Linked DNA regions of Mus musculus: regions 1 and 3 are each linked to region 2. A link is a loop called in an ENCODE intact Hi-C map of the cell type or tissue named here. Cell type or tissue: left cerebral cortex. All regions are shown on one strand. Links, peaks and the distances in the headings refer to the core of each region. The heading gives the core; the rest is flanking DNA.

Evidence for each region. Hi-C counts contacts between places; a loop is a spot of excess contacts. Peaks named below come from ENCODE experiments on the same cell type or tissue, not always from the same donor. Only the 100,000 strongest peaks of a DNase experiment are listed, where the experiment ranks them.
Region 1: it touches region 2 in a loop (2.4-fold over the local background); 2 of 42 quality-filtered maps call a loop at or near these places.
Region 3: a loop joins it to region 2, with 2.5 times the contacts of the local background. A loop is called at or near these places in 2 of 42 quality-filtered maps.

Annotation. Positions count from the first base shown.
Region 1 is chr1:126,445,833-126,453,510 of GRCm38, reverse strand. It overlaps Nckap5 (NCK-associated protein 5), which reads left to right. Exons shown (of 17, transcript NM_001081756.1): 4 at 4,994-5,057. Among named protein-coding and RNA genes, the nearest start is that of Nckap5, 380 kb to the left of the region's middle. In left cerebral cortex, for the core only: no CTCF peak of the experiment used is centred there; a DNase peak (open chromatin) is centred at 3,867.
Region 2 is chr1:126,722,650-126,730,327 of GRCm38, reverse strand. All of the region lies in intron 1 of Nckap5 (NCK-associated protein 5), which reads left to right. Among named protein-coding and RNA genes, the nearest start is that of Nckap5, 100 kb to the left of the region's middle. In left cerebral cortex, for the core only: a CTCF peak has its summit at 3,705 (motif pointing right); DNase peaks (open chromatin) are centred at 3,715 and 6,250.
Region 3 is chr1:126,466,338-126,474,015 of GRCm38, reverse strand. All of the region lies in intron 3 of Nckap5 (NCK-associated protein 5), which reads left to right. Among named protein-coding and RNA genes, the nearest start is that of Nckap5, 360 kb to the left of the region's middle. In left cerebral cortex, for the core only: no CTCF peak of the experiment used is centred there; DNase peaks (open chromatin) are centred at 3,668 and 3,898.

The DNA.
Region 1 (7,678 bases), core at 1,408-6,407, 280 kb after region 2:
AAATCATGTATGAAAAAGAAAAATAGAAGAATAAGTTATGTGATATCTGAGGTAGTCCTCTGTTTTCTAAATGTTCAAGAACATGCAAATACATTGAACACACACACACACACACTAAATATACATACATTCACATTGAATACACACAGAGACACAATATTGAATACGCACACATACACTGAATACACACACATACATGCACACACTCTCATAGGCTCACATGCTTAAACATAAAGGTTACATGCACACAAAGATAGATGCATATACACAGGCATAAGTAATGATTTTAACAAATGTGTGTATATCTATCTATATGTCCCCATTCTATGAATTTAGTGAAAGGTAATAATAGTCATATTTAAGCTTTTGGCTAGGGAGAGACGGGGTTTTGTCCTGTTTGCACACACGTTGTGTGCTTTCATATGACGCGTGGGCATTACTTCATGTTAGTGGTGTTTAGAAGGTCTTGGGGCTCTTTGACCATTCTGAGGATATATGGGGTTAAACTTCTTATGTAGCAATGCAGTGGTAGTGTTTGCCATTTTTATTCTGTCATGGGAGTGGCTTGCCAGAGGCTACCCCCATGTGACATCACAGCATTGCAGAAGCAGAGATGGGAGCCTACGGTTCCTGCCCTTGTTTGCCAAGCATGAACGGTATTTGCTAAAGGATGAAACTGTGCCACTCATTTTAATTTTTTGTTTTAAAAATTGCTCTTTATTGGTACTGGAGAGAGGGTTGATGGCTAGAAACTTGTGCTGTTTTTGCAGAGCTCCTGAGTCCAGCTCCTAGCACTCATATTTCGGGGACTCATGACAGCCTGTCACTCCAGCTCTAGGAGACTTGACACCTGCTGGCTTATGTCAAGATCCACATGTGCATCTACATAGCTGCAAACAGACATTCAAATGAAAACAAGCCTTACAACATCTCTGCATACATCTAACAATTATATGTATGTTTATCCTATAATCATATAATTTTTAATTATAATTTTATAATTTAATAATTTTATAATTTTTATTGATTTAGTTTGAGACAGAGTCTCAGTATCCATTCTTCCTGCTCAGTAGGTGTAGGAGTTGTGGGTCCCTCTTAGAGAAGCTAATGACTAGTAATTCTGGAATCAACTCTGGTGCACAAGAAGGCTCTGTGGAACCCCAAGTCTGTTCTCCAGTCTTCACACACTGAACACAGCCCCCTATTTCTGGGCACCTTCTCTTTGAGAAGTATTCTCTCAATACAGGAGCCTTGCGGGTATTTTCAAATTTTACAAATTTCCTTGGTTTCATTGGGGGCAGGGGCATGCATTCTTGCCTGGGCTTTCTTGCAGATCTGCCAGTGGTGTTCTCAAGACCCATGGCTCACATTAAAGGAGGATTCATCTCCCTCTATTACTGTTTTGGGTTGGGGCCAGAGGAAGATGTTGGGTACCCTCCTCTATCACTGTCCTTCTTATTCTTGTCACACAGGGTCTTTCAGTGAACCTAGAGTCAGGTTGGTGGTCCTCAAGCCCCACCAGTCCTCCCATGTCTGCTCCCCACAGCCGTGGGGTGACAGGCACACGTGTGGCCATGCCTGGCTTTTAATGGGTGTCACAGATTGGAACATGGGTCCTCATGCTTGCAGAGCAAGGCCTCTTCCCCAATGTACCATCTCCCCTGGAGTTACAGCAAAGGACTTTAGCAACCTGAGACTAATTCTCCATTGGGGTTTAAAGTGTGTTATGAAGAGAGGATCTATTTCTTCCTGAGTTCCAAATTCCGTTTCACTGAACCGGAAGGGAAGTGGGCACGCTGTCTGATTTGTTGTGTGTTTTTGATATCGTGCTTTGTCCCTGTTCTGGAGATAAGGATCCATGGCTTTTGATCACACATCCGCAGGCATTGCTTTTGTAATCATAAACTCAGTACCAGCTTCATAATGAGCTCCCGACTTTGCAGCAGAACAAAATAGGGACGTGTCATGCAATTGCAGTTGTCTCTTGTCAGCAGGAGAACTAAACCCTTCAGACGGGAGCGTGAATGTACATTTGCTGTGGGGAGCTTGAAAGGCAAGCATTCTTTGTTTATTTATTTAATATTTTGTTTTTTTTTCTTTTTACACAAAACTGTTTGTAAGAACTTTCAATTAGCATGAAAAAGAAGCTGGTCCCAACTGGCTTCACAGCCGTTTTGCACCTACAGTTTGGAAGGCATGGTGTGCCAGGATGTCTAGGGCCAACTAGATTATTGATGAAAGCTACTGGGCTGTTTGTTTCTGGAACCCTGATTGAGTCTGTGACTTGATCCCACAACCGTCACTGTATAGGAAAAGGGAAGACACAGTACGGATGCTGCCACCACCTCTGCAGCTAGATCACTTTTTGTGCTGTCATCTTGACATTATTTCATGGAGAGAACAGGATTTAGTATTCCTGTGGCAGTCATCTTTTTGGTGCTTCTCATTCTAATTTTTTCATTATGTTCTAAATTACTGTATTAATTAATTATAACAGCACTATTCAAGGCCGAATCTGCATTCTAACTTTGCCTAGCTGGAGTAACTTCCCCTTTTTCCTCTCTGGAGTAACATCTCCTAGAGTAGATATTTGCCTACAAATTGAGTCCCAAGCTTTGATTTCCGCAATGGTTGCTATAACGTATGAGTGCTTCTAAGTACCTGCAAACACATAGGTTATTTTGACGCAGCCCTCCTTCTTTTATGTATTTACTTAAGAAGAGAAAAGAATGTCCCCGTCGTCCTGTTCTATTACTGTCTGCCATAATCTCTTGAGACAAGGTCTGTCACTGAACTTGGATCTAGGATGGCAGCCAGCAAGGCCCAGGGATCTTTCTGCCTCTGGCTCCTACGGAACTGACATTTCAGACATTCAGAGATTTGAACTCAGGTCCTCATGCTTGTGCTTTATCCACTGAGCCATCTCTCCAGACCTACACCATCAGTTTCTTCTGTGGGGACATTATTCTGGATTGGATTTGTTGAACCTGATTGTCAGAGCTTCTTCTTTTTTTTAAGTAACATTTTAATTAATTCTTCAAGCATTTCATATGTGTATTCAAGGTAGTTTATCATATTCACTCTCCAATTCCTCCCCTGACTTGTCCATCCCAGGTCTACTCTCCCACCAGCTCGTGTCTCCACTTTTGACTCCTTTCTAAAGTTAGTACAGCAGTCAGACTTCATCAGAGAAGTCTCTTGGTGAAGGAAGTGCTGGTCTGCAGAAATTCAAACTGGTCACAGCACAGAGAGTGAGTGTCATTGGGGTACTGAGACACAGTGGGACCTCTCTCTCTCTCTCCCTCCCTCCCTCAACATCCCTCCCTCCCATCCCTTTCTCTCTCTTTCTCACATACACTCTGTCTTTGTCACATACACACTCTCTTACACATACGTGTTGTCTCTCTGTCTTCCCCTGCCCCCCCCCCCATCCCTATTGCCTTTCGGAGATCATTGTAGAAGAGGGAAATAAAATTATTATAGTCAGGGGTCAGGGAAGGTCAGAACAAAACGGGGTTTTCTGGGTAAGAAATACAAAACATAAGCCAGTTAATGTTGCAGCAAGCTGGAGGGAGGGGCATACTGAAGTGACAGTGGATGGCTTCTGGGTCCCATGGCACCACCCCTGGCTTTCTCCATGTGTTGTAGAATCCAATTCAGATCCTCATGCTTGCAAGGCAAGCACTTCATTGGCCTACTTAGCCTAGAAAGTTGGTTTTGTTTCTTTGGTTTTGTGGTCATGTGTCTCACAGCCATTGGAGGCAGGAAATTCTTTATCTCACCAACCTGGGGATGGAGCATCCTCCCTCCCCCCCCCACCCCCAGAACGCCTGTGAGTGATCACAGCTGTAGTGGAGGAGGGATGAAGTGCCATTCAAACACTTCATCTCACTAGGCGGAGAGGGATTTGAGGGCAGTCTTCACTAAGACTGGGAGCTGGGTAGCTGCTACTAATTACCTCTCTGTCAGCTGTTCACTTTTTTAAAAACTGAAAAGCTGCTCAAAATGCATGTATTATCATAAGCATTCTTAACATTTTAGTGACTATTCTATATATTGGAAGTATAATTAGTTGTGAAGAATGTGAAATGAATCCCATTATGAAGTGCAGACACTAAACCTGATTTAACATGTATTTAATTATTGTGTGTGTATATTTAAGTGGAATCCAGAGACTGGGTTTCAGGGGTCATTTCTCTCTTTCCCAATGCGGGTCCCACAGGTAACAAATCAATCTCAGGCCCCCAGGTCTCCCAAGCAAGCACCTTTACCTCCTGGCTCATCTCACTGACACCAGATCTGGATTTAAAATCTTTATTTTTAAAAATTTCTTAGACCTTTGAAAACAATGGTCAGAGTCTTTAGTTTAGACTTTGATGTAAGGAAAGCCAACATTTGATCCTATCGTGTCCCATTTCAGAGCTCAGTGGTTCACTTAGCTATGTTCACCCTCAGTTTCCTCCACTCTATATATGATAAATAATATGTAATATACAATATATGTATATAATATTACACACACACATACACACACATGTATTCTAAATAGAATGAGCAGCTCTCAAGCTCATAGGAGAACAGGACATTTCAAGAATGGTGTGGAGTTATGTTTTGTTTGCTTTTAAAATTCAGCTTGCCTATAGAGGGAAAGAGCAAACAATTAAAAATCTATAAGCAAAGCCAATTCTGAAGTACTAATGAAATAGCCTCAGCAACATAAGTGACAAAGGATATATGCAGATGAGGTTAGTGGAACACTGCTTAACCTAGCATTCAATATGTATTCCTCTATTATGAATTCCCAAACAAAAGATCCAGTGCTGTGATGCTGGGCAGAGACGATGCCCCAGTGACCAATTACTTTAAATATTTAATACTAAGTATGGTGGAGGGAAAGAGGGAAGGAGAGGATGGAGCTCTCATACTTCCCAGCCATTTGGGGGTACCTGAGCCTTGAGGACAGTCACCTGATCACATGCTTTTGCCTCTACAGGGAGAAGCTGGCTGTGGCCAGGCTGCAGAGAGAAGTTGCCCAAAGGACAAGCCAAGGGGCCATGGTGAGTTTTGGCTCTTCTCCCTTCCTGTCATTCTCCTGTCCTGAGAGCTCTGGCTCCAAAACCATTCAGTACCAGCAAAGCATGTGGAAGCCAAATATTTGCTTGTAGCCAACTCCATGATCATATCTTTGTAAATGATGTAGTTATTTCAGTTTAGATAGCTTTGCTACGAAAGGTCAGAGAGACACAGACAGTGAGACACAGACAGATGGGCAGACCCCGAGTCCAGATTTGAAAGAATACTCAAATGTTCAAAGGGTGGAGGGCTATAGTTTGAGAATCTGAATTGGATGATCAGGCCAAGTCTGTAAACATACAAATTTACATTTTTACATAAGGACAACTGAATATAACTCAAACTTCTCTGTTATTCAAAGGTAAGCCAAATGCATTACAGAAAGAACCTCTGTGTGTTTCCTAATGTAGTTGCCCTTTATTCTCTCCCTGCCCAGGATCTACAAGGTATTTCACCCTGTCCTTTCCAGCTTGGCTTCTTAGGAAAACTGATGTTTCCTTGTAGTTCTGAATGATATCCCCCAAAAAATCAATATGTAATTTTTTGGTCCATCTAAACTTCATTTTATAGACCATTTTCTTTGCTTGAGTATCTGCTGGGGTGCCACTGTGACAGCCGAGGTGACTGTCTGGGCTCCCAGGGACCCTGTGCTTGTGAATTAACTGCTGTTGTGATTTCTGAGAAGAAACTAGCACAGCAATCTTGCTTTGCCCCTCTTCTGGCAAGACAGTGGCAGGGGTGTGGATTTTCAGTAGAAGATTCTATTCTCTATGAAAAGGTAGTGGGGTATTTGTAGCCCCCCCCAAAGCTGCTTCCATTTGATCCCATGAGAGCTAAGTGACAGTTCATCCATGAAGAAGAGGAAGAAGTTCATTAGAGTCACTGGTCCCCTGCTTCTCTTGATGGAGAATGTAAGAGACTAGGGCTACAGGCTAGATGCTGAATGTAACTGAAGTTCCCAGGGGACCAGAAACATACTGACATAGTTTTGGAAAGGCATATCACGCTGTTGTGCTAGGAATCAAAACACAAGAGAGACTCGGCAAATGTTGAAACAATTTGAGGCAGCCACCTCCAAGTATCTTTGGGCAAGGTTAGGAAAGCAAGTTGGAAAACCATAGAAGTGTGAGTGGTAAGCTATGTCTTCTGTAGCGGGACAGCTCACTACTGTGTAGACAGCCCTGGAGGGCAGAGAACAAGCCTGGCTGTCATTCCTTAAATAGCTTTTACCTTGTGTTGTGAGATAGGGTTGGTCGTTCACTGGCCTGGAGCTCACCAAATAGACTGGGTTGGCCAATCAGCAAGCTCAAGGGATCTGCCTGTCCCAACCTCCCAACCACTGGGTTTATAAACACATCCCACCATGTCTGAGTTTTTAGATGGATTCTGGAATAGAACTCCCAGGTAGGTCCCCATGGCTACATAGCAAGCATTAACCACACGAGCTTCCTCTTAGTCCAAGAGAGTTTCACTTGTAATAAACTCTACATTTTGGAGTATCATTAGATCTACACAAACTGTACATCTAAGCCCTTCATCCACCTCCCCCTAATATCAACAACTTGTATGGATATGGTAAAATCACCCTAACAGAGAGATCAATTTTATTGACTTACTGTAAATTAAATCCCAGACTTTACTAAGCTATCACCATGACCCATCTGTGATCTACAATCCAATGTAGGACTCTACATTTCATGGAGAAAAGTTCCTTGTTAATAGCAGGCTTGAACCTATGTGTGCAGATTGACCCATACACATACATGGAATGTGAACCCCAACTTGGGGGAAAGGCCAGTCTGGATTTATATCCCAGTAACTATTGTTTACTGTATCCAAGGGAACAGCTTGATCTGAGATTTTTTTGTTCCATTAAGGAATGTTTTGGGAGACTAACTTCCAGTATCTTGGGTATTTTTTTTTTTTTTGCCTAGTTCTTCAGGGAAACACACTTAATTGGTTTACAGTTCTCTTTAGTTATTTTCCCCAGTTTGTCTTCCTTCTGACAGATTATATAACCTATGTCCTATTTTGCTGGCTCACTGTATCCTGCCTTTGAGTCTTCAGTGTACCTCAGTTTTTGTTAATACACAAAGAGGATCCACCTGAACAGTAGAAAGACACCATTCTTATTATCCTGTAGACTAACTCAATTTCCATTAGACATGTTTTGGTGTAAGGTAAAAATCTCATATATAAATGTGTTTATTTATATGTGTGCTATGAAACTGGAAAGGAGATCATGATGGAGGAAAGAAGAGAGCTGATGGGGAAGGGAAGTGAGACCATGTGGTAAGGAAGTAGAAGGAAGTGTGATCTCTGGAAGAAAGGGAGGGGGCCAGCCAGAATGGGGCACCGGCATAGGGGAGGTTGGAGGGGAAAGGAAATGATAAAAGAAAGATGATGACATAGTATGGGAAAGCTGAAGCTCTACCAATTTCCCCAGTTGTGAATGAAGGCTCCATAAAACATTTATAAAGAATATTAGGGGGCTAGAGAGATAGCTCACTTATGAAACTGTTGGGGTGCAAGCTGAAGGACATGGGTTCGATCCTCAAGACCCACACATGCTGGGTGTGCTTGTGCATACCAGAATTGGAACTCT
Region 2 (7,678 bases), core at 1,327-6,326:
TTTGGAACATAAGCCTGGATAATAACACAGCTATGAATATGATGGTGTTGAATGAAGGAAGAGCTGTTATTTCTGAAATGTGGGAACAAGTGTTACTGTCAAATGCCTGTCTGACAAACTGCCTCACAAAGACTACACGCTTCATTTGGTAAATTGAATCTGGAAGCGTAGACCTGATCCAGACCTGTTCAAACGATACCCCAAATCATTCCATTGTCTGTGGTTACTGTATTTTACACACTTTAAAATTCAACTTAGTGGCCTGGGAAGATGGCTCAGTGGATACAGCACTTGCCATGGAAGCAATAGGACCAGAGTTTGGGTCACAAGAACCCACATAAATGCCAGATTGGCATGTCGGCCACCCTCCAATTCCAGCCCCAGACAGTGGAGATAGGATCCTGGAGGAAGCTGGTTAGGGAGGCTAGTCATATGGGCAAGCTCTGGGTTTGTCTGGAAGACCCTGCCTCATTGAGTCAGGTGGAAGAACAATGGAGGATGAGCTCCAATATCAAGTGGATTTCTCTGCGCGCGTGTACGCGCGCGCGCGCACGCGCACACACACACACACACACACACAGAGTGTACCCATGCACCTGTGAACATGCACACATAGGTGTATGTATGAAGGCAAAATGGCCAACTTAGAAAGCAGAACAATGCTGAAACGTTTATGTAGCTGCATGCTTTCATGCTGTGAATTTCAGAAGTAAGCGACATTGCCCCAGTGCTGATAAGGAGTGATTGTGCGTGGCTTTGGCTTCTCATATCTTGTGTTCCCCTGACTACCCCTCTGTATCCCATTCCTCAGGCCTTTCCTTTGGCACAAAATTATTTTCTGCCATTTAAGCTGCTTCTATCCCCATTTAAAATTTTTGTTTTATTAGCATATATACATTATATGTGACAATGGTTTTCCTCTTCCATTCCTGCTGATACCCCTTCTCTTCTCACCATGCACTCTTCTAATTCTCCTTTCTCACTCTTTCCTTCCTTCCTTCCTTCCTTCCTTCCTTCCTTCCTTCCTTCCTTCCTTCCTCCTTTCCTTCCTACCTTTAGGGGAGGTGGTAGTGAGTTTCATTAGGGTTGCTTACAGGAGCAAGGATGACCAAGGTTATACCACTGAAGAAAAGGTCTCTCCCGCCACCAGTGACCATTAGCTACCTATAGATGCTCAGGGATTGGAGGCTTTCGGAGACTCTCCTTATTCCATGATAGAATTTTGGCAGGTCCAGTTTTGTGGTGATACTGCCAGGTAATGTTTCTTTGTCAAAGTTATATGGCAAATTATTTCTAATTATGATAGATAACCATATAGCTTTCCCCACCTCCCTGATCACTGGTGTGATTGCATTACAGTTTTGCTTAAAAATATATCTGGTGCCTATTTTATCATGTTTACAAGTATAGATCTTCCTTAGTGTCCATGAGGAACTGGTTTCAGGGTTCCAAGTCCCCTTCAGGAACCTCAAATCGGTGACCCTCCGAGATATACAATGACGTGGAATCTGTACGTAGCCTAGGCACATCCTTCTTTAGGCTTCAGATCATCGCTAGATTACTTATGAGAACACAATGAGAACACCGTGTAATTTCCATGTTTTATTTGTTAGGGAATAATGACCACAAAAAGGGTCTGGAAATGATTGGTGAACCTCTTGTTTTTCATCAAATATTTTCTTTTTCATTAATACTTTAAATATTGTGTGTGTGTCTGTACATATGTATATGTGAGAGAAGGATGCACACAGAGACAGAGAAACAGAAACAGACACAGAAATGGATAGACAGACAGACAGACATGAGTACGGGTGTCCCCAAAGACCAGAAAAGGCCTTCCCGTAGGATATTCTGAAGCTGGAGTTACAGGTTGTCGCGAGCCACCTAACGTGGGTGCTAGGTCAGTAAATGCTCTTTCCAATGGGGAGTCCTGCACAAGCACACACACTGTTGTGCCTATGCAGGTTGGAGGCAACTTGACTCAGTCACTTCCCCTTCTGCCTTTACATGGGTTCATGGAACCTAATTCAAGTCACCAGACCTGTGTGGCAAGCACCTTTATCCACTGAGACATCGTGTCAGCCTTGCTGAAGTACTTTCAGACTCCTGGTGTTTCAATCTGCAGCTATAGAATGTGGAAACAGAAGGGTCCCTGTATTTTTTTTTTTCACTGCTGAGTCAGATCATTTATTATGATCACATTTCCTTTCTATTAACACTTTCCCCTAAGTTATTACTCGCACATGCTCACTGCTGCTCTGTTCACAGTAACAGGGAATTGGAGCCAGTCTAGATGTCCCTCAACAAATGAATGGATAATAAGAGCATAGTACATATATATACCCAACGGAATTTTATCCAGCTGTAAAGAAAAATGAAATCATGAAAGTTTCAGGGAAATGAATGGACTTGGAAAGTATAATAATATTAAGGGAGGTGACCCTAATTCAGAAAGGAGAAAGCTGCATATTCTCACTTACGTGTGAATCCTAGCCTGTAATGTACATATGTGTATATTAAAATTGGCATAAATGTAGCTACAGTCTAAAACAAACAGACAGAAAAGAGATCAAGGTAGGGTGAAATTATTGCAATGAAGAAGAGCTGGGGGAGGGGGGAGAAAAGGACACATGGAACTTGAAAGCAGCTAAGAGTTTGGGGGAGGGTACAAGGAGAAATGGGGGCAATGGGGGGGGGGACAGTGGCGGGAGACAGAGAGACAGGACTCTACTACACAGAGAGAGAGGGGGGAGGGAGGGAGAGAGAGAATGATCCTTTCTAAAGCCTAGTGTATTTAATTTTAAAAATAAAAAGATGATTATATGCAAATATAAAAACCCATAATTTTGAGCCAGGCGTGGTGGTGCACTCCTTTAATCCCAGCACTCGGGAGGCAGAGGTAGGCAGATTTCTGAGTTCGAGGCCAGCCTGGTCTACAGAGTGAGTTCCAAGACAGCCAGGGCTAAACAGAGAAACCCTGTCTCGAAAACAAACAAACAAACAAACAAACAAACAAACAAAAAACAAAAGAAAAACAAACAAACAAAAACAAAAAAAAAACCCAAAAATTTAAAACTGTGATAAGTTGCCTCATGTAAAACAACTCACAGTTTCCCACCTCTGGCTAAGTGCAGCTGCTCATGGATCCCTTTGACAAATAAGTCAGAAATGAACGTCCTTTAAAAGCATTCTTCTCAGAAAATAGAGTCTCAAGTCACCAGAGAATGCCTTTTTTCTCTCTCAATTGTCTAAGGGGAGAAGTTAATTATTAATTGCGCCAAATCAGGAGTAATTTGAAATGCCTGCTTCCCATGTGTCTTAATTATATTCAATTACTCCCATTCGGGTAAACAGAAATGCTCTCGTTTATTGTAGTTGGCAAACAGCATTCATTCATATCTGTTTCTGTGGTACCATGAACCCTCAGCACCTTCTGACTGTAGGAAACACCCTTCTTTCTGTGTTCCTCTGACGTCTGGAATAGCCTCATTAGAGACAGGCAAATGGCAGGCTTGGAGCAATGTGCTTTTGTGAACAGATAAATGGATGGGCTGCAAAAGAGGCAGTGATTTTTCACTTTCCTCCTTTTCCTGTCAATTATGCTTCCAGCTCAGGAATGTGAGGAGCTTTATAATAGGGAATATTCAAAGTAGCTTACAGAAAGCAAGGGAAGGATTTCACATTTAGACAGTTTTTAGGGACCGCCAGTAGAGGGCCTTGTTAAGCTGAGTAGAAGGTTTCCCCCCCTGCACACCAATTGCCAATCATGACAGCTACCTGGTAAAGAAGCCATTGTTTTTTAGACTGTCTGATGAATAGCTTTAAGATTACCCAAGTGATTTTTAAAGTACATTGTATTTCTTTGTATGTGGAGCGAGAAGACATCTAAGTTTCCATCTTCATTGCTTTCTTAGTAAGGAGTTAGAGAATCAGATGGATCATTAAAAACCCATCAATCAAACTGGGGCTTTGGAAGCCTCATCACTAAATCTATAGGATGTGTCTGCTGGAGTTGGGGTGAGGGGCTCTGAGTCTGCTTGTTGGATCTTAGTATTGGCTGCCGAGTGTGGAGAAGGAAAGATGAGAGTTCTCCTATTCTAGACATGGATTAATCTTGTTTCTAGCAGTGGGGTGAGGCCCATACTCAACAGAATTGTGTGCAGCAGTCCTGAGTCGTCCTCTCTGTGGCAAGCCCTGCTCTCCTCTGTGGCATGGCCTCTTTCTGACACCGACTGGAGAAGGTTTAATAAGAGCAAAGGCAGGTAATCTTCTCGGTGAGTTTAGTAGCCAGGGAGAAAAAACTGACTTCCAGAGTCACTCAGTGTGTACCCTAAAGCCATTCTCTTCCTCCTTGCTGGCCTGTTTCCTGCTCCCCTTACCTGAATCTGTCCTTACTTACGAGTCTCTCTTCTCCCTGTCTCTCCTCTTGGAACAACTCTGCCCAACTGCCTTCCTTAGGAAGGCTCGTCCTACCTGCCATACCCCTTATCAGCTCAGTGTGGTCCTTGCCACTGCACTTATCACTAATGTAATTAAACATATGGTGGGTTATTGATTAGGAAGGTGCCCCCCCCCTCCCCGGGAGGCAAGACCTTTCTTGGAATCAGTGTCTCTGTGTGTCTTGTAGTTTAATAGTAAACTTAGCACCTAGAACAATAGTTGGTCCGCAGAAGATAGCCCTCGAATGCTTGGTGAGTCTGAATATACGCACACTCTCTGGATTTTCTTCTCTAACATTTAAGAAAAACATTCACTTTAGTGTCTTAGACCTTGATGTTTAAAACCGCTGGTGTTCAAAATGTCTGTCTATGGACTGGGGCACAAAGCCACAGCATTGTTCTTTGATGTAACTTTCAACAAGGGGGCACAGGTCTCTTTATTTCCAGTAGTCATGATGTTTATCAAACAGGAGCTCTAGAAGTCTTGGAATCAATGAATAAGTATATAGGCTTGGCTTTATTTTTATTTTCTTAAATTTGTGTGTGTTTGTGTGTGTGTGTGTGTGTGTGTGAGAGAGAGAGAGACCTTATGCCACAGTCCATATGTACAGGTTAGCATTATTCACTGATCTATCTCAGCAGTCCTTTCTAAAAACACTTCTCCTTCCTTCCTCCCTCCCTCCCTCCCTCCCTCCCTCCCTCCCTCCCTCCCTCCCCTCCCTCCCTCCCTCCCTCCCTCCCCTCCCCTCCCTCCCTCCCTCCCCTCCCTCCCTCCCTCCCTCCCTCCCTCCCTCCCTCCCTCCCTCCCTCCCTCCCTCCCTCCCTGCCTTCCTTCCTTCCTTCCTTCCTTCCTTCCTTCCTTCCTTCCTTCCCAGACTCCATCTCCCTGTCTCCATTTTTCCCTCTATCCTCTGTCTTTCTCCCTTCTCCTTCCACGGTGGAAGGAGGAGCAGACCCAGGGAGATGCCTTTAGCTGACTCATGTACTTTCATGTTTCCTTGTTAGGCTAGAGATTTCCTGGAGGCCTGTAAATTCTCAAATACTGCCTTCCCAAGATGTCATGTAATACTAAAAAAAAAAAAAAAAAAAAAAAAAAAAAAAGAAAGAAAGAAAGAAAAAAAAGAAAGAAAAAGAAAAAGAAAAAGACCAGAAATTTGGAGTCTGTTAACACCATTAAAATGATGGAAGTTATGTGGCTATATATAGGTTCTACCCCAAAGACACTTGCCCTTTGATATCCATGGATTCCATTCTAGATTCTGACATCTCCCTTTCAGTCAGCTAATTCACCTCACTGAGTTTGGTTTCTTTATTCTTTAAATGCAGCACCACAAAATGATTTTTATCAAATATCTCTGAAATGTTTACAAGGTGGCCTAGCCCCTTTGTGTGTACATAGTCTCCTTATCTGATCCTCATAGCAGACCCCCTGAAATAAACACTGTTGTCAATCCCATTGTGGAGACAAGAGAAACCAGGAAACCGAGAGATTCATTTGTTTGAATTACCCAGTGGGACTTTGATCCGGGTATACAGACATCTTCACGTCCTTGTAGTATAGTTTTAAGGGAGGAGTGAGTAAGGCAAGTAGATAGGATGAACAATCTCAGATTTGGATGCAGGGTGATTTTTGTCACTGAGGACTTTCCAGGCCCTTGTAGGTAGAGTACCAGAGAGATGATATTGCCATGTGTGTGTGTGTGTCTATGTATGTGTGTGTGTTCCATCTCCCTTGTTGCTTAAGATATGGTCTCTCCCTTGCCTGGAACTCACCAGTGAGGTTGTGTGGGTTTGTTAACAACCCACAGGAATATGTTCATATTCAGCTCTGCAGCACTGGGGTTATAAACATCACATACCCATAAACAAACATAGCCATCACACTTCGACTACCCCACCATACTCCCTTCTTGAGACAAGGTCTTACTGTGTAGTTTTGGCTGGACTAGAATGCTAAGAGACAGGCTGGCTTTCAACTCACAGGGATCCACTTGCTTCTACCTCTGGAGTACAGGAATTAAGGCAGGAGCAACTGTGCCCAGTTCTGTTTTGTTATTTTTAAATATTTTGCAGTGAATAAAAAAATAACTTTATTAAAAATAAAAATCGGGCAGTTCTTTTCAGTGTAGATTCTGGGGCTAGAACTCAGGTTCTCATGCTTTCAAAGCAAGTTCTTTACCAACTAAACCATCTCTCCAGCCCCAGGGGGCTTACTTAATCCTCCTGTCAAATGTCAAGAGCTCTGTTTATTCAATGTTTTGGCACAAACAAGTGTTCATAGCTCAGAACAGCCATTAAAAAAGCAAAAGCAAAAACAAAAACAAAACCACTGCCTACCCATGCCCCTGAGCCATTGAATGCTTCTGTAGGTTTCTTACCATACTGGGAGTGTGGTCTTGGTTCAGAACATGACCTTTGCTCGACCAGTGCTCCTGACTTTATAATTTCTACAGCTGTATGGAAAAACTAAACAAAACATCCCCAAACCATCAAGCCTTGGGTTTTCCAGTGATTATAGACTGTATTTAAGGTGCAGTGCAGCCTGGGGCTGAGAGATGGCTCAGTAGTTAAGAGCTTGCTGCTCTTGCAGAGAACACCAGCATGCTTCCTAGCAGCCAAATCCTGCAGCTCATTGACACCAGGGACTCCAGCTCCGGGGGCTGTGATGTCTTCTTCTTGCCTACATTTGCACCTCCATGTATATGTGCATATCCCCCCCCCCCACATACATATAAATAAAAATAAATGCTTAAGTATAGCCAGGTTGTCAGGTAAAATGGTTTTATATGTGCTTAGGTGCTTCTGATGGAGTCTTCATTGGATTCCCCTTTCAGGTGTTCTTGTATCAATTTTCTTAATTGCCCTCTTCCTCCCATAGATCCTTCTTCATACCTCTCTTTCTACCATTCAACAATCTTCAACAATCTCTCTACCATTTGCCTATACACTTTCCATCTCATCCACCTCTCCTCTGCCTGTGTGCACATGTGCACGATGTATGAATGTGTATATATGTGGTTATACTCGTGCCATGGTGTGAATGTCGAGGTCAGAGTATAACATCAGGTGCTAGTTCTTAGTTCTCTCCTTGTTTGCTACAAGCTCTCCTGTGGTTTACCACTGCATTTCCCAGGCTAGCTAGCTGCCAAGCTTCCTGCTGTACTACTGTATCTGCCTCTATTTACTAGAGCAGAAGGTGGTTAGCCAGTGTTTCCTGGTGGGCCAGGGATCTAAAGGAA
Region 3 (7,678 bases), core at 1,844-6,843, 260 kb after region 2:
TGATGAAAGTACACAAAAAAAGAAACCTTAGTTCCACTTGATGTTTTTGTCTGTCTGTCTATCTATCTATCTATCTATCTATCTATCTACCTACCTACCTATCTACCTATCTTTCCATCTATATTTATTTTAAATCCCTATCACAGGCCCCCTCTCCTTCCTGTCCCCATCATAGAGCCCCTCCCATCTCCCCCCTCCCTTCCTCTTCTGTAGAGGGGAAGCCCCACCCCCACCTGTGTACCAACCAGCCCTAGAACATGAAGTCACTGCAGGACTATGTACATCCTTTCCCACTGAGGCCAGACAAGGCAACCCAGTTAGGGGAACAGGATCCATAGGCAGATAACAGAGTCAGGGACAGCCCCTGCTCCAGTTGTTGGGAGACCTACATGAAGACCAAGCTGCACATCTGCTACATATGTGCAGGGGGCCTAGGTCCAGCCCATGCTTGATTCAGTCTGTATTTTCCTTTTCCAGTTTATCAACCATTTTCCTGTTGAGAGAGTCTCAAATCAATAGATCAATCAATAATTAATTTTTGACTTTCTGAGAGAGGGTCTCCTATATCTCATGATTGCCTAAACTGTGGAGCCAAGAGTAAATTAAATGTCAGATCTTCCTTCCTCTACCTGCTTTGCAGTGGGATTTGGGGTGTGAATGACCGTGCCAGGCTTATGCCGTGCTAGGGTTGGAACTTAAGACTTCATGCACACAGGGCGAGCATTCCACCAACTGAACCATATCTGCAGCCCACAAAAGACAAATCTTAAAAGCAGCTCCGGACTGTGGATCATAGCTCCTTGGCTGCAGAGTATGTTGACAGTAAGAAAAAAATAAATAAATGCGTGGGTCAGTGACAGGACATTGAAGGGGGTTCAAGTGCAAGTGCCTGTCTGTGGTGTGTGTATGTGTGTGTGTGTGTGTGTGTGTGTGTGTGAGAGAGAGAGAGAGAGAGAGAGAGAGAGAGAGTGAGAGCAAGTGAGAGAGAGAGAGAGAGAGAGAGATCTTAGGAGGCAGATTTTGTATTTCTTGGAACATGAGAATTGGAGCTCACAAATGTTTATGTCATCTAGATATCGCCACTCTTTGCAGCCTAATTTAGAAATGGCTTTAAGTTTGTCCTTATTTAAATCCAAGCATCCATCAAACAGCATAGGTTCAGCTCATAAAATACCCAAGCTCAGGCTGGAGAGGACGTAGATAAGTGGACAGGGTTGAAAAATGAAGCTTTCAACCCTGGCCTCTATGAGCAGGGTAAGAAATAGTTTCATTTTGTGTGTTTTGCAGGGAATGGGGACCAATTGACTTCTGAAAGATAGTTTCCATAGCTACTGGGTGGAATCAAAAGCAAAGTCAGTGGTGGGGATTTTTTTTCTCCACTACCTGAACTGCCGTTAGGTAGCTAGTGGGGCAAGCATTTCTCAGGGCTCTGGCTGCTCCATAGTCAAAACACTGGGCAATCCTGCAATTTGCAGCTGCAGTGAGTGGGTTCCTTTCCTGGGCCTCACATCATGAAGCCATCATTCATCTAGAATGTTCTTTTTACTCAAAACAAAACAACAAAGCATACAAACAAACCCCAGAACATGACTCTTGAACAGCTCAGTTCATGTACAGTGCCAGTGAGCAGTTCCTGCCCCTGAAGATTAAAACTCAGGTTTGTAATTTTTTTTTTTACATCTTCAAAGGACTCACATACCTTTTTATTTAAATGTAATGTGGACATCTAAGAACACCGAATACTTTAAAATCTAAAATAGAAACAGTATTTCATTTTTTGAGGGGTGGTGAGCTACACACCCTAGCTTACCACAGTACTTTAGTTTTGTAATCAACCAATACCGACATTCACAATATTCTGATCTTTTGTATGGAGCACTTTGTCACATAAGCTGCTAAAAAAACCTTCCCAGTGATCACCTACAAGATATCATGGAAGAAAAGTAAACTCTCGATTTGTTCTTAATGTATAGTGTCCAATTGGGATCTGTAAAGGCTTTTGATTGTCATTTTTTTTTCAAAAGTACTTCCTATTCATCTCTGTCTTTCTGTGTCTGTCTCTGTGTCTATCTGTCTGTATCTCTGTCTGTCTCTCTGTCTGTTTCTCTCTCTCTCTCTCTCTCTCTCTCTCTCTCTCTCTCTCTCTCTCTCTCTGTGTGTGTGTGTGTGTGTGTGTGTTTGGGTGTTCATGGGACAAGGTCAGCATAAAACTGTGAAAGTTGTTCTCTTTCCAATATGTGGGCACTGATGGGCAAACCTAGGTCGTCAGGCCCCATGGGAGAATCCTCAGAGTCCTTTCCCCAGCCCTGGAGTAAGTGTCTTGCTTGTAAAAAGATGATCGCATCTGTTAAGTGAAAGGCCAGAGCCCTTTAGTTCTAGCAGAATGTAATTTCAAGAGTAAGTCAGAAGTTGACCTTTCTAAATGGACTGTTAATTTAACTGTTTAGAAAAATAAAACATGCTCTTTAATGAAATTTGATACTGACAGCATTTGCTTCTTTTCAAAAATGGGTCAAAGAACTAAAAATAGAAATTGGACTGTTTTTTTTTTGTCTTAACTGTGTTTTTTATTGTTGTTGTTTTATAATTTCCATACCTAAAATCCCCCTGCATCACTCAGCTTATTGCGAAATCTGTTTGTGAGGGGAGGCTGAGGAAGATGTATCCATCCTCTTACAGCCATGGGGCTGAAAGAGCCCCAATTTTTGCAGACAGATATATACAGCATCAGTGACAGGACAAGAGGAGAAAAAGCCTTCTAACCCCAAATCAGGAGAGAAGACTCCATCATCAGCCCTATCTTACAGCTCTGGGAACTTCCTCTGTAAAAAATGTCAGACCCAGGAACAGGGCTTCTTATATGAGCTGCTGAAGACTAGATAAAGGGCCATGTTTATAAATACAAATTACATTGTGCAAACACTATCCAAACAAGGCTTCTTGGGAAAGGTCCAAAGTCAGATTCCAGAGATGAAAGTCTTTACTGAATTTTGATGGTGTCTTTAAGACACTACGTGTTCCTTATGGGAATGGTGGGGGCGAGAGAGGGTTGTCTCCATATGGGTGCTTATTGATTGCTGTTCAGAAGCCCTGTGAACTGGGACATAAAATCCAAACAAGGGAGGGAAACAATCCCTCTGATATTGAGCAGCAAACAGTTCCTGTAAAGAAGCTGCAGGAAGCAGGCATAGTTCACAGTCCAACACTGGAATGCTCCAGACAGAGCCTAGGGGTTAAATTGAAAGACCCAAAAGTCTCTCCAGAAGCCAGTTAACTGTGCCTGCTGGTTCCACACAAGAAGCAGAAAGGGAAAAATTTGTTGAAGATTCAATTCTTGACCAAGAGAATAGTAAGGTAAGATATTTTGGAAAATTCACAAACTGGAGATTCTTAGTCCAAATTTTCTTTTCTATAAGAGAGTCAACATTAAAAGATGTGTGTGTGTGTGTGTGTGTGTGTGTGTCTGTGTGTCTGTGTGTCTGTGTGCATATCTGCATATTGTCTGTCTGTGTCTGTAGTGAGTATCCTGCTTTGAAGGAAAATAGAGGCAGACACCATCCGTCCAATGAGTGCTTTGTAAATCACATTATCAGGACTTGCTTAAAGTGTTACCCAAGATTTCCTATGGAGGAGGTTGGTGGCACTGCCATATGCCATCTTGGGTCTGAGCCAGAGACACACACTGGAAGGCTTTTACATTCCAGCCGTCTCCTCCTGCCTGGCAAAGGAAAAAAAAAAAAGCACTTTTTTTTTTGTATGTGGCCTAAGTGGGCAAGTTATTTGTACACAATGGGAAGTTGAAATTTCATTTCCACATGAAATTAGTGAATAATGCCTTTCAAGGCTCGTTGAATAAGCATGCCCAAGACTCCGTCAGCATCCAAAGTCTGTTCAGGACGCCCACCATCTGGATGAAAATGGAATGAATCAGTTATCTAGCTACTTTGGTAGGGGGTGGGGGAATCAGAGGTGGGGTGTGGCCAAGAGGAAGTGTCTGGATACTATACTGAGGTTTTGGCTATTTCATCAGGACTTTGATGCAAGCCAGGTTTGTCTCTGCCAGATTCCATGCTAATATATACTGGCCTACTATGCTATACCACAAACATATGTTCTTTGATCTCCATATGTCTGGCCAACATGTATGTGCTTAATATTTTTATACTACTGTTTTTACTTTCACCATTATTTTTCATACTAATTCCAATATGTCCCCATTCATAAGGATTGGATTTGGGGATTTCACAGAATAGATGGCTCATGTGCATGACTATATCTGTAACTAGAGAGTATGTAACTATGAGACTTCATCCTCAGTGCAGTGAGAATAAAATTTGTAATATTTTTCTAAAATTTGTTTTATTTTAAGTTCTTATATTTATCTTCTTACCTAGTTTATATACTGCTGCCTGGATTATAAGCTGTGATTTGGGAAAAATATCTTACTTTATTATTTTGGTATCACCTTTTGATGAAGTAAGGCAGGATTATCTTTTGGTAGAAGATATGGGTGATATGCCTACATGTAATAATTAAAGTTCAGATGTGGAAACCAGACCAACAGAAGCAGATGGAAATGTCTCCCAGGTGAGTATGAATTTTTATTTGCAAAAATGAGACTTGTGCCAACAATCCATTGTGCCTGATTTTGATCATTTTAAAAAAATGTGATGGAAGCCTGGGTTTGCCTTTGAATAAAGATGAATAAGATATGTTCAATTCCGTTTAACATGCTTTGGAATTTAGTACATGAATAGAGTCTGAATGAAAAGTAGCAGGGGTTGAGGGAAATTAGTTACTGGGTTGTAAAGTGACTGGTTGGTTTGAAAACTTAGGGATATCAGAAAAGTCAGAATCCAGCTGGCCCTCTCAGACCTTCCCTTCCCTGTAATGTGATTCTCAAAGAGGAGAGAGGACGTGGGGAGAAATGAATTAGCAGAAAGAGTCTTAGGAATTCAGGATTCTAGAATTGAGTGGTATGGTGTTTTGGAGAATATATTTCTAAACCTGGGACCTGCATTTTGTGTGCTCTCATGTTGTGTGCTCTTGGACATCCTCTTGCCTTGCTGGGTCAGCTGGAGTCCATCAGTCTTTGCAATCTGAGGCACTCATTGAAACTATTTATTTTATTGTGATTTACCTTGTACCTTGATAGTGTGATCCATATATGGATGTTAACTTGGAGGCAACTGCTGATTGAAAATTCTTTTCAGGACTTTTAAGAGAGGTTATTTTGAATATGACAAAACATGATACGTTGAATGGGCTTTCATAGGTATATTAGACTGATTGATTGTTCAGATAGGAAAGGCTGTATGAGTGATGTAATTTGTCTTAGTGCTCTTAAAATAATTTTTATTTCCAATGATGCGTTTATGAGTCAGTGTGATATTTTGATATGTAAATATTTATAGGGTTGTGTGATATTCTAATATGAATATAGTTATAGGGCAGGGTTATATTTTGATACATTCTCTGTACTTTGAGTTCATTGGCCAGAACTCTTAACTGCACAGGAGGCTGGGAAATGGTTTATCTCTCTCCAAAAGAAAGAATTTGGGTAAATCTTTACCAATTATAGTTACATGCATTTGTGTAACATTTTAGTTCAGTATTATTATGTGTATTATATATAATATATAAGATATCTGTTTTACATTATGCACTCATATATATTCTATGTCTCATCTATGTGAATTATGTATGCACACCAAAAACTTTTGTGAATCAGCCTTGGGAATAAACTAATGTTTTCTGAAACTTTTTTGAGTGTAACTTACTTGCATCTAAGTGTATGTGTATGTGTGTGTTCATTTGTGTATGTATGCATGTATATATTTATACACACACACACACACACACACACACACACACAAACAGAGTCTCATTAGTAGCAGCTCAAACTTGATTAGATTTCACTATGTAGCCCACTTAGCCTTGAACTTACTATATACCCCAAGCTAGCATCAAACTCATTTTTCTTCCTGAGCATCCCAAGTTCTGAAATTAAAAGTGTGCACCACCACACTGAAACCAAGTCCTTTATTTTTAAACAATTGATTTCCTTTGCTTTCTTTTCTGTGATTTAAGGGTCCATTTCTCTTCTCGGAGGCCTTGTGTCCAGAGTTCTCATATATTCTGTGCCTCCATTTTCTAGTTGATTCATCAGCCTCACCCACATGTAATTTTATCTTTTGCTGGGGAACACAAGAGACCTTCAGGGTCATAGTAAGTTTATGTCTGAATGCCCTCTTACATAAGGGATATTCTGACTGATCAGTCTCTAAGGAGCTGTATTCCCAAGTGTTCACTAATGCCTCAATCTGGGTTCTGGAGTGCTGTTCCTCATGTGACCTCCTCCTCACTTCTCATAGTTTCCTGTCCTCAGAAACACAAAAGTAAGACATTGTATTCAATACATGCTTAGGCAGTAGGCACTCTTTCCAAACCTTCATCTCATTGGTTCTTGTGTGTGTTTGTGTATCTCTGTGTGTACCTGTGTTGTTATTCACCATATGGGTGAATGTTTATGTGTGTTTACATGTGTGTAGGTAGGCATAAGGCAAGGTGTTCTGGTTCATTTTTCAGCTTGACACAAACTAGAGATTTCTGGAATTAGGAACCTCTACTGAGAAAATACCTCCATCAGGTTAGCAAGTGGACAAGTCTGTGGAGGTATTTTCTTGATTAATGTTTGACATGGGAAGGGCCAGCCCACTAAGGGCAGTGTTACCACTGAACACATGTTCCTGAGTTATATAAGAAAGTAGGCTGAATAAGCCAATAAATCATGTTTCTACATGGCTTCTGCCTCAGTTTCTGTCTCCAGGTTCCTGCCTTGGTTTTTGTCAATGGATAGTGACATGGGCTATATAAACAAAACTCATCCTTTCTCACCAAGTTCCTGGTTTTTATGACAGCAGTAGATAACAACCTAACATGGAGGTATGCATGCTCATATATGCATACATAAGTAGAGGTCAAAGGTAAAGCCCATGTTATTCTGCTTGGACATTGACCTGAAACTCATGAAGTAGGCCAGACTGGCTGGCCAGTGAGCCCTGAGAAGCTGCTATCTCCTGCTCAGTATGGGGATTACAAGCTCATACACCTTTATACCGGTTCTGGGGATTGAAGTCAAGTCCTCATGCTTGCAAGACAAGTACTCTACTAACTAGCTATCTCCCAGTCCAACTTGATTTTGGTCAGTTAGTAACTCAAGGACAAAGATAAGCAAAACAACTGGCATAAGCCAGTCTGTAGAGGGAGTCTCTCTTCTTCCCATGATATTTTGTAATTGTATCATTATTATTTGAGGGCTTCTATTTACTAGAGATGGATTGATAAAGGAAGGCCAGAAAGACTGCGAATGTGGGAATCTAGTCTCATTTTACAGTTGTTGTCAAAGCATCATTTTTAGGTTGTTTGGAACATTTTATTCCCTGGCAGTTAACCTCTCAATTGTTGTGTACCATGGCTGTTTATATGTGGTCTTACCTTCTAGGCATTGAGCTTCAGAAAGGCTGTTCCATCTTATCTTTTGACCTCTTTTTGTTTGTTTGTTTGGGTTTTTTGTTATTGTTTGCTTACTTTAATCATACATGTTTCTCTCTCACTCTCTCTCTCTCTCTCTCTCTCTCTCTCTCTCTCTCGTGTGTGTGTATGTGTGTGTGTGTGT